2 separate regions of the Homo sapiens genome follow, and region 2 is linked to region 1. Evidence: read pairs that join two places in POLR2A ChIA-PET (ENCODE). Cell type or tissue: OCI-LY7. All regions are shown on one strand. Each heading gives the region's core, and the rest is flanking DNA. Links, peaks and the distances in the headings are about the cores only. Region 1 holds the start of DEFB108B (defensin beta 108B). Region 2 has its middle 17 kb from the start of DHCR7.

Evidence for each region. ChIA-PET counts read pairs that join two places held together with the same protein. Peaks named below come from ENCODE experiments on the same cell type or tissue, not always from the same donor. Only the 100,000 strongest peaks of a DNase experiment are listed, where the experiment ranks them.
Region 2: POLR2A ChIA-PET joins it to region 1 with 10 read pairs; 2 of 35 experiments call an interaction of 5 or more read pairs at or near these places.

What each region holds. Positions count from the first base shown.
Region 1 is chr11:71,828,305-71,833,682 of GRCh38, forward strand. DEFB108B (defensin beta 108B) reads left to right here and starts at 4,896. Exons shown (of 2, transcript NM_001002035.2): 1 at 4,896-4,953. The coding sequence starts at 4,896. The region is part of intron 6 of XNDC1N-ZNF705EP-ALG1L9P (XNDC1N-ZNF705EP-ALG1L9P readthrough); the gene reads right to left. In OCI-LY7, for the core only: no CTCF peak of the experiment used is centred there; no DNase peak of the experiment used is centred there.
Region 2 is chr11:71,428,700-71,434,077 of GRCh38, forward strand. It overlaps a transcript of DHCR7 not described here. Among named protein-coding and RNA genes, the nearest start is that of DHCR7, 17 kb to the right of the region's middle. In OCI-LY7, for the core only: no CTCF peak of the experiment used is centred there; no DNase peak of the experiment used is centred there.

The DNA of each region.
Region 1 (5,378 bases), core at 220-5,219:
TCTAAAATAATGCAGGAAGAGAAAACCAAATACCATATGTTCTTAGTTATAAGTGAGAACAAAGCATTGGTTACACATGGAAGTAAAGATCGGAACAACAGATACTGGGGACTACTAGAGGGGGAAGGGAAGGTGGGGACAAAAGCCTGAAAAACTATCTATTGGGTATTATGTTTTCTATCTGGGTTACAAGATCATTCATACTCCTCAGCATCACACAATGTGCCAATGTAAAAACCTGCACATGCATCTCCTGAATCTAAAATAAAAGTTGAATTTTTTTTTAAATGGGCAAAGATCTGGCTAACACGGTGAAACCCTGTCTCCACTAAAAAAAAAAAAAAATACAAAAAATACAAAAAATTAGCTGGGCATGGTGGCGGGTGCCTGTAGTCCCAGCTACTTGGGAGGCTGAGGCAGGAGAATGGCATGAACCTGGGAGGTGGAGCTTGCAGTGAGCCAAGATCACGCCACTGCACTCCAGCCTGGGTGACAAAGCGAGACTCCATCTCAAAAAAAAAAAAAAAAAAAAGGGCAAAGATCTGAGTAGACATTTCCCAGAAGAACAGATACAAATGGCCAACAAATATATGAAAAAATTCTTACCGTCTCTAATCATCAGGGGGATGTAAATAAAAAAACCACCATGAAATATCATCTGATACCTCTTAGAATAGCTATTATCAAAAAGATGTATAACAAGTATTAGTGAGGATGTGGAGAAAAGATAACCCTTGTATACTTGTGGTGGAAATACAAATTACTATGTCCATTTCAGATAATAGTATGAAGGTTTCTCAAAAATTTTTTAAATAAAACTACCTGCTGATGAGGCTGTTGAGATATAAGAACACTTTTACACTGTTGGTGGGAATGTAAATTAGTTCAACTATTGTGGAAGACAGTATGGTGATTCCTCAAAGACCTACAACCAGAAATACCACTTGACCCAGCAATCCCATTACTGGGTATATACCAAAAGGAATATAAATCATTCTATTATAAAGATACATGCATACATATGTTCATTGCAGCACTATTCACAATAGCAAAGACATGGAATCAACCCAAATGTCCATCAGTGACAGACTGGATAAAGAAAATGTGGTACGTATACACCATGGAATACTATGCAGCCGTAAAAAGGAATGAGATCATGTTCTTTGCAGGAACATGAATGGAGCTGGAAGCCATTATCCTCAGCAAACTAACCCATGAACAGAAAACCAAACACTGCACGTTCTAACTTATAAGTGGGAGCAGAACAGTGAGAACACATGGATATTAGGAGGGGAACAACACACACTGGGGACTGTTGGGAGGCAGGTGGAGGAAGAGTATCAGGATAAATGGCTGATACATATATGCAATGGAATATTATTCAGTGTTACATAATAATGAAACCCTGTCATTTGTGACAACATGGATGGACTTGGAGGGCATTACGTTATATGAAATAGGCCAACCACAGAATGACAATTACTATATGATTTCACTTGTATTTGAAATCTAAAATAGAAAAACTCACAAAAGCAGAGAGTAGAATGGTGGTTGCCAGGGGCCGTGGTGCTGGGGAAATGGGTAGATGTGGTTACAGCACAAAGTTTCAGATATACCACATAAGTAAGTTCTGGAGGTCTCGTTTACAGCATAGTGCTTACAGCTAAGAATACTGTATTACACACTTAAAATTTGCTAAAAGGATAGATTTTGTATTCTTACCAATATTTGTTACCAAAAAAATAATAATAATAAAGGGGGGGGACTTAGGGAGGTGAAGGATATGTTTATAATCTTGATGGTAGTGATGTGTTCATGGTGTATACTTATCCCCAAACTCACTGAGATGTACACCTTAAATATGTACAGCTTTTTAAATGTAATCATAGCTCAACAAAGTCAGTTAAAAAAAAACAAGAGGGGTTGGTTAAAATACTTAAAAGGAGGGGTAGATGCTCCCTTGTTTTTCTCTCTTGGCTTTTTTCCTTCCTGCTGCCTGGAATTCAAAAATGATAGGTGGGGATTTGGCAGCCAAACTAGAGCCTCTTCTAAAGTATAGCAGAACAGAGAGCTGGAAGGGGCCTGCATCCCTAATGAATTTGGCAGGTATCTGTATTAGCCATGGTAGGTAGAACTATAGATTTAAGTGAGGGAGAAACCAACTTCTGCCTTGTTTAAGCCAGTTTGTTCAGACATTAATTTTATATACATATAGAGAACATATGCTCCTTTATGAGTAGGAAAAATGTTTATGCCATATGGTCCGTGATGGGTGTTCAACAATGTAGGATGAGGCTGATTATGATGACAATGGTGACAAATAGCATGAAATAATAAGCAATGAAAAAAAGATGGCCTAATAGTTCTGTATGGTTACTTTATTTAAAGATTCTGCTGCTAATATCATTCAATGTATTTGTATGCTGGTGGGAGTTTTATTAGATGTAGACTAAGAAAGTTTACATTATTTAATGAAAAATACTTGACCACCTCTCCCTCTCCCTCCCTCTCCCCCTCCCCCTCCCCTCCCCCTCTCCCTCTCCCTCTTTCCACGGTCTCCCTCTGATGCCGAGCCAAAGCTGGACTGTACTGCTCCATCTCCGCTCACTGCAACCTCCCTGCCTGATTCTCCTGCCTCAGCCTGCCGAGTGCCTGCGATTGCAGGCACGTGCAGCCACGCATGACTGGTTTTCGTATTTTTTTGGTGGAGACTGGGTTTCGCTCTGTTGGCCGGGCTGGTCTCCAACTCCTAACCACGAGTGATCTGCCAGCCTCAGCCTCCCGAGGCGCCGGGATTGCAGACAGAGTCTTGTTCACTCAGTGCTCAATGTTGCCCAGGCTGGAGTGCAGTGGCGTGATCTCGGCTCACTACAACCTCCACCTCCAAGCCGCCTGCCTTGGCCTCCCAAAGTGCCAAGATTGCAGCCTCTGCCCAGCCACCACCCCGTCTGGGAAGTGAGGAGTGTCTCTGTCTGGCCGCCCATCATCTGGGATGTGAGGAACCCCTCTGCCCGGCTGCCCAGTCTGGGAAGTGAGGAGTGCCTCTCCCCGGCCGCCATCCCGTCTAGGAAGTGAGGAGCGTCTCTGCCCAGCCGCCCATGTCTGAGATGTGGGGAGCACCTCTGCCCCGCCACCCCGTCTGGCATGTGAGGAGCACCTCTGCCCGGCAGCCGCCCCATCCGGGAAGTGAGGAGCGTCTCCGCCCGGCAGCCGGCCCGTCCGGGAGGTGGGGGGCAGCCCCCACCCATCCAGCCTCCCCGTCCGGGAGGGAGGCGGGGGGCAGCCCCGGGGGCAGCCCCCGCCCGGCCAGCCGCCCCGTCCGGGAGGGAGGTGGGGGGCCGCCTCCGCCCGGCCGCCGCCCCGTCTGGGAGGTGGGGGGCGCCTCTGCCCGGCCGCCCCTTCTGGGAAGTGAGGAGCCCCTCTGCCCGGCCGCCACCCCGTCTGGGAGGTGTACCCAACAGCTCATTGAGAATGGGCCATGATGACGATGGCGGTTTTGTCGAATAGAAAAGGGGGAAATGTGGGGAAAAGATAGAGAAATCAGATTGTTGCTGTGTCTGTGTAGAAAGAAGTAGATTTAGGAGACTCCATTTTGTTCTGTACTAAGAAAAATTCTTCTGCATTGGGATGCTGTTGATCTATGACCTTACCCCCAACCCGGTGCTCTCTGAAACATGTTTTGTGTCCACTCAGGGTTAAATGGATTAAGGGCGGTGCAAGATGTGCTTTGTTAAACAGATGCTTGAAGGCAGCATGCTCGTTAAGAGTCATCACCACTCCCTAATCTCAAGTAACCAGGGACACAAACACTGCGGAAGGCCGCAGGGTCCTCTGCCTAGGAAAACCAGAGACCTTTGTTCACTTGTTTATCTGCTGACCTTCCTTCCACTACTGTCCTATGACCCTGCCAAATCCCCCTCTGCAAGAAACACCCAAGAATGATCAATAAAAACAACAACAACAAACAACAAAAAATACTAGACCAATTTTAAAAAAAATAAAAATATCATGAGATGGAACTAAGCATCTGTATTGCAAAGTAACTCTCCCAGTTGATTTTCTGCATAGTAATGATTGAGAATCCCCTGATCTAGATCCAACAGATCTCGACCTTTATAGACGCTATCAAGGAAGCACCTAAGGAAGACAATTTTCCTGACTATATCCATACCTCCAGTTAGTAATAGATCTAGAGATCTAGAATCCAAATCCAGACCTCCTGCCTCCATGTGCGGTGGTCTTTCACTGTTGTTTTGTTCCACTTGGTGAAGAGGATTTGAGAATAAATAGCCACATGATTCAACTCCCTCCTCAGTTCTGAGTAATATAGTCTTGTCCTAGCAAGCAAGAAGCTCATACAGTAGTGGATGAGGCAAATATACATTCACTAATCTAACATACAAGGCAGTAAGTACTGTAACATAAACAAAGCACTTTGGACTTTCAGACCAGGAGAAAGTGGGGTGATTAATTCTTAGCAGGGCAAGTAAAGTCTGGGAAGTGTTCACTAACAAAATGTCTGGTCATTAATGAAACCAACTGGTTTCTCAACACAGTCTAATTTATTGTAACAATATAAATGGTTGTTTGTTCATAAACTTTCATCTTTTGCCAAAATGTTTGTAGCTTATGTCCCCATTTAACAAGGTTTTATGGCCAAAACTGTGCACCCACATCATACTAATGAACTGGCTGTCCAATAAAAAAAGGACTCTCAGTCTTCCCATAAAAGCAATTTTGCATGCATAGAACACGTCTATCTATGAATATGCCTAATGAGGTACACAAAGACTCTTATTATCCAAACAGAGACATTCCACTGGTGCTAGACAGCCACAGATGGAAGTTTTCTCTGCCTCCTGGAAATGAAGACAAACTTTTTTCTTTCTTCAGCCATGAGGATTGCTGTCCTCCTCTTCGCCATTTTCTTCTTTATGAGCCAAGTTCTACCAGGTAACAAAATAAACTTGGTAAGAGTAGAGTGCCTAACACCTTACAGGGATTCAATACTCAAAGAGAAATCACCATCACCTATAACCAGAAAAGGGGGTCTCATAGGAAATCTGGAAGACTCATTGGCTGAGAGGCCTGCAGCCATCTAATTCATTAATTCTCCATAGCAACTCAGTTAAATGAAGTCAATGGTGTTTCAAGTCTTTGAAACCCTCTTATTCCATCTCCAAATTAGGCAAGTTTACTAGCAGTTACTAGACATCAAAAATTAAAAATCAGGCATTATTCTACTAAATCTTGGTCTCCAAAGCTCCTCTAGTTTCCTTCAGCAACAGTTAGTTTTCCTAAGAACTGGCATAAGAGCTATGCCAAAGCTGTGGTAGGCTCAGACAGAAGGGATTGGTGGAAGAAGTCTCTTTGAAAAT
Region 2 (5,378 bases), core at 248-5,247, 400 kb before region 1:
AGCTCCCTGCAGCTCCCTGCAGTCCTGTCCAGGGGGAAACAGCCCAGATGGTTCTGCAGACGCCTTTGCTGCCCTCCCCAGGGTCATCTCCAAGTCTTAAAGGGAAGGCAGCTCTTCCTGCCTCTACTCAGCCTCCACAGCAGCATTTCTCATCTGCAAGGCAAGTCAAGAATTCTTTCTCAAGACAGAGTGGAGTTCACTCCCAGTTAAAGAAAAAAATAATAACCATGTAATTCAAATGCCTCCCGCCTCCTCCTCACTTATCTAAGTCTGTAGCCTTCCAAGTGTGCTCAGGGGTAGGAAGAAGTGAGCCAACAACAAGGAAACCAGTTCCAGAATTGGCACTTCCATTGCAGCTAAGTGTTGCAAACAGTTCTGCAACTGAAATCCCTGGCCAGAAAGCTTGGCGGCCGATGTCTTGATGATCCTGGCTGTGGGGATTTGCATCAGTAGTTCTAACTGGGCTTTGACTGAGGTGGAGCAGTGCCAGAGGCCCAGGGAGGTGGTGGGCATGGCTATTGCTGTGTCAATATGGGAGGCTGCAGCAAGAGAGGTCTGACAGTCCACAGGGCGGCTGAGGCCCTCAGAACGACCCTGGCTTTTATTCTGAGCAACATGAGAAGACCTTGGAAAGTTCTGAGCAGTGGAGTGACAGCATGTGACTCACATTTTGATGGGATAGTCTGGCTGTTGAGCCGAGAACAGACTGTGGGCGGGGGCAGGAGGCAGGGAGACATGCGCTGAGGCTAAGAGAGGACAGAGCCTGGGACGGGGGCACCCGGTAGATGGAAAGCGGTCAGATCCTGGACATTTCATGGGCACAGCCACAGGCTTGCCCTCTGATGGAACGTGGCGTGAGGGAGGGGAGTCAGGGATGATACCTGGTTTTCGGTTAGAGCAACTGACATTTATGGGAAAAGGTCAGTACTGATTGAGGGGGTGAAGTCGAGTAACCTTTCAGATGCTGAGTGAGGTGTAGAGGGAGCATGTGGACTCATGAGCGGCGTTCAGGACAAAGGCATGGCTGGAGATGAAACCTTGGAGTCACCAAGCCGTGGAGGTGTTTAAAGCTGTGAGCCAGGTGGACTTGCCTGGTACTTGCCTCTTGCTAACAGCCATCTTGCAGCTTCCCTGTGTGTCCAGGTGACCACACTCACCCTGTGCAAACCCCCACCCCTGACCACTTCCTGGAACAACAAAGAGCTGGTCCACGTCTGTGGCTCATTGTTGAATTTGAGGCATTGAGTTTCCAAAAGCCAGACCCATCCCGTCCCCAGCTCCCAGTCACTGCGGTCTTGGTCTTCCCAGGTAACATCCAGATTTCCTAACAGATTTGGAGACCAAGGTTTGGGAAAGGGGCAAGAGTGGATCTGTGAGCTGAGGAGGCACTCAGGGAGAATAATCTGCCCATCCTGATGAAATAAACACACAGAGGGGACTTAGATCTCAAGTCTGCATGGAATGTTCTCCTCAATGAGGCCTCTTGACCAGAAAATCTGGCCGGGCTGTGGCCTGACGTTCCCTCTCCTGATAATGCAGGGTTTTTCTTGGTCCTTTCACGGGACTCACAGCAGGGGCGCCCCGTCTACTCAGCTCACTGTGCTCAACCCCTTGTGGGAGGGAGCATGTGAGCATGTGAGTGTGGGATCCGGCCGGCCATTCCAAGTGCAGACACAGGAGCAAGCTCCATGCAGGACCCGTGGCCAGACTAGGCGTGTTGCAGCACCCAGGTGAGGGTGCCTGTGACCCCAAAGCCCCAGAGGCAGTGTTACAGTGCTCCTTTAGTTCTGCCATTTGTGGGTGGTGGTGTGTTAGCAGCTCAGTTGTCCCCCTGCCTTGTCATGTGGGGTGGCTGCCCTCCACTGGCAAGGGCAAAGGGCTAGTGTGACAGCCTTTCTGGGTACTCACACTAGCTGGGTCCCACTCTTGCCCAGCATCCAAAAAGAATGAAGTCATATGGACACTTGAAGGATGGTGAAGGCCGAGAATTTTACTGAGCAACCAAAACAGCTCTAAGTGGAGAGGGGAGCTAGAGAGGGGCCAGGAAGGGCAGGTCATCTTCCCCAAAGTCAGGCCGTCTCCCCTCTACTGAATGAGTCTGGAGTCTTTATAGGTACAGGATGGGGAGTGCATGCTGATTGGCTTGTGAGTATGCAGTAAAAGGTTAAAACTAGGCTGGGCACGGTGGCTCACGCCTGTAATCCCAGCACTTTGGGAGGCCAAGGCGGGCAGATCACCTGAGGTTAGGAGTTCGAGACCAGCCTGACCAACATGGAGAAACCCAGTCTCTACTAAAAATACAAAAATTAGCCGGGTATGGTGGTGCATGCCTGTAATCCCAGCTACTCGGGAGGCTGAGGCAGGAGAATGGCTTGAACCCGGGAGGCGGAGGTTGCAGTGAGCAGAGATTGCGCCACTGCACTCCAGCCTGGGTGACAGAGCAAGACTCTGTCTCCAAAACAAACAAACAAAAGGTTAAAGCAAAGATGCCACTCAAAGGTGGACACAACAGTGTAGGAAACCAATTAGGAAAGGTTGGGTATATGTAAAATAGGTGAAGGGTGGGGATCCATCAGAGGGAAGTGCACCAAACAGCAAGACAAGTTGTCAGTCCAGTCCAAGGATAGCTTGGCTTTCAGGCTTTAAACTGTCTTTGGCTTGGAGGTGGGGCTTCACCGGGGATCCACCTCTGTCTGCTGGGCATTTGGCTGCCTCCTGTCGCTATCACTGACGCCCACCTCTGACAGTACTCCAGACAAGAAGGGCTGACTCCTGCTCCTGAAACAGCCCTCCCTGCAGGCAACGTGGTGAAACCAAGCCCAGTCGGCCCTCGGTGGCACCAGTGCCTGCGTGGAAACCCCCCTCCTGGCCAGAAGTCCTCCTCCTCCTCCTTGGCCTGCTTAGGGCAGGAAGGTCTAGTTTATTAAAAACAAATGCATTGTATCTGTCCAGGTGCAAGCAGCCTTCCTCACCACTACTATAATCCTGCAGAAGTGTTGCTGAAAAATAACATTTATCAAAAATACAGAAAAAAACCACTATCTATTACCTCCGCTATGCAGCTATGAATAGCATTAATGTTTATGTTTTGGTATATATCCTTTTATGTATATATTTCATATGAAAACTTTATTTTTTTTGAGACAGGGTCTTGCTCTGTTGGCCCAGGCTGGAGTGCAATGGCACAATCACGGTCCACTACAGCCTCAACCTCCCCAGGCTCAGGTGATCCTCCTGCCTCAGCCTCCTGAATAGCTGGGACTACAAGCATGTGCCACCATGCCCAACTAATTTTTTAATTGTTTTTACAGAGATGGGGTTTCGCCATGTTGCCCTGGATGGTTTCAAACTCCTGAACTCAAGTGATCTGCCCACATTGGCCTCCCAAAGTGCTGGGATTACAGGCGTGAGCCACTGCGCCCAGCAGAAAACTTTATTATCTACCATACTTGCACCAACATTGTTATTGAAACATATTCCTCCTCCCTTGATTTCTTCAGGGTAAATTTCTTGACGTGAATGAACAGAACTCCTACGTACTGTTTAGGAGAACACTGGCTTCTTGTTGACCTTGGTGATGCTGGGAGTTACTGCTGCAATAAAGTTTGCCAATGTGATCAAGTTTGCCAAAGGATCACGTGATGTTAACTTTCCTCCCTCTAATTACTAGGGAAATTGAACAGCTTTTCAGATCTTCATTGGTCATTTATATTTTTTAATGGTATTTTCAATTGACAATAATTGTTTATATTTATGGGGTACAATGTGATGTTTTGATACATGTGTAAATTGCAGAATGAGTAAATCAAGCTAATTAACATATCCATAACTTCATCTGTGTATTTTTGTGGGCATAGTGAGAACACTGAAAATTTACTCTTAGCAATTTTGAAATATATAATACATTCCGAACTATGGTCACCCACCATGCTGTGCCACAGATCTCAGAAACTTATTCTCCTGTCTAACCCAAACATTGTACTCTGTGACCTACATTGCCCCTTTGCCTCTCCTCCTTAGGTTTAAATTTGGCCTCTACCAGTTGCTAGTTCTGTCATTTGGGGTGAGTTGCTTTAAACCCCAGGCCTCAGTTTCCCAAGAAATCAGCTGTGCCATCAAAGACAGTGCCTGCAATCTGCGCAGCTCCTCCCAGGACAGAGATATGTGCTGAGCAATTGATTGTTAAATGTGGACCAGAAAGCAGATCTGCTGGAGCCAACAGCAAGCAGGGTGGTTTCTGAGAAAGGCCTCACCTCGCTTTCGAAGGTTGAGGTTGGAGAGGGTGGGGTGTATCAGGATTGAATCTACTCATGGGAAAATAGCCTCTCTGAATGTGCCCACTGGATTCCTGCCCTGACCCTGTCCTGGGGTACTGGATGCCTGCCCCTTATCAGAGGGCAGTGCCATGCCCTGTAAAGCACAGTTCAGATGGCCCTGGCAATTGGTCCGAGCCGTCCTTCATTCTGGAAGGGGGCAAAGGCCAGGCCAGCTTCCCAGGGATCAGGCACTGTGGCTTCACTGGGAACAGAATGCTCTCTGTACATGGAGAATGGTAGAGGCTGGCACTGTCTAATCTGAGCTCCTGGATCACCCTGTTCTCGCCCAGAGAGAAGCTGGCTCCATCTGGGGATGAGTGAGGGCAGACGTGTCTGGTGGGACAGAGCCTGGGCCACAGCCTTGCACCTGCAGAACCCATTGTACAAACACACAGTGCATGGAAGAGGAACCTGCAGCCCAGCACAAAGCTGCTCAAACAGAAACCAAACCAAAAGCTAACCTCAGCCAATTCAGAGGCAGGTCCACATCTGAACCAAGAGCTCTCCCAGCAAATTGGCCTGGAAAGCCCTTCTCACATCAAGGCAGGAAGATAATAATGACCCTCATCTTTCAAAAGAGGAAGCTGAGACACTGAGAGGGTAGGTCCCCTGAAGGTCATACAGCTCTTAAATGCTGGGGCCAGGATTCCAACGCAGGCAGGGAGGCCCGGATCTGAGCTCACAGTGACCACACCCCAGCCTCTGTGAACTGAATTTACGCAATGTCTGGGAAGAAAAGGCAGGGTCCACTCCGCTCAGAGCCATGCAGGGCAGTGTGCTCCCGTCTCCCCGGCATTTGAATCACTCTTGTGGTGTGTGTCCAGCACAGATGCACGGGACCCCTCAGGCCCATATCCTCAAACAGGTAGTGGTGGGGCACCAGTGCACGAACACTAGGGCTCAGCAGTCAGCCTGGGCGGGTCACAGTTCCGATACCCTCCAGGCTGTCTGGGAGGCGGCCTGGCTGTGGGACCAGTTCTCATGTGAAGCAATGAAGCCACTCTGAGCTTGGCCCCCTGCCCTGGCATGGGCACTGGGCTGCCTGTGTGAAACTCTTGTTTC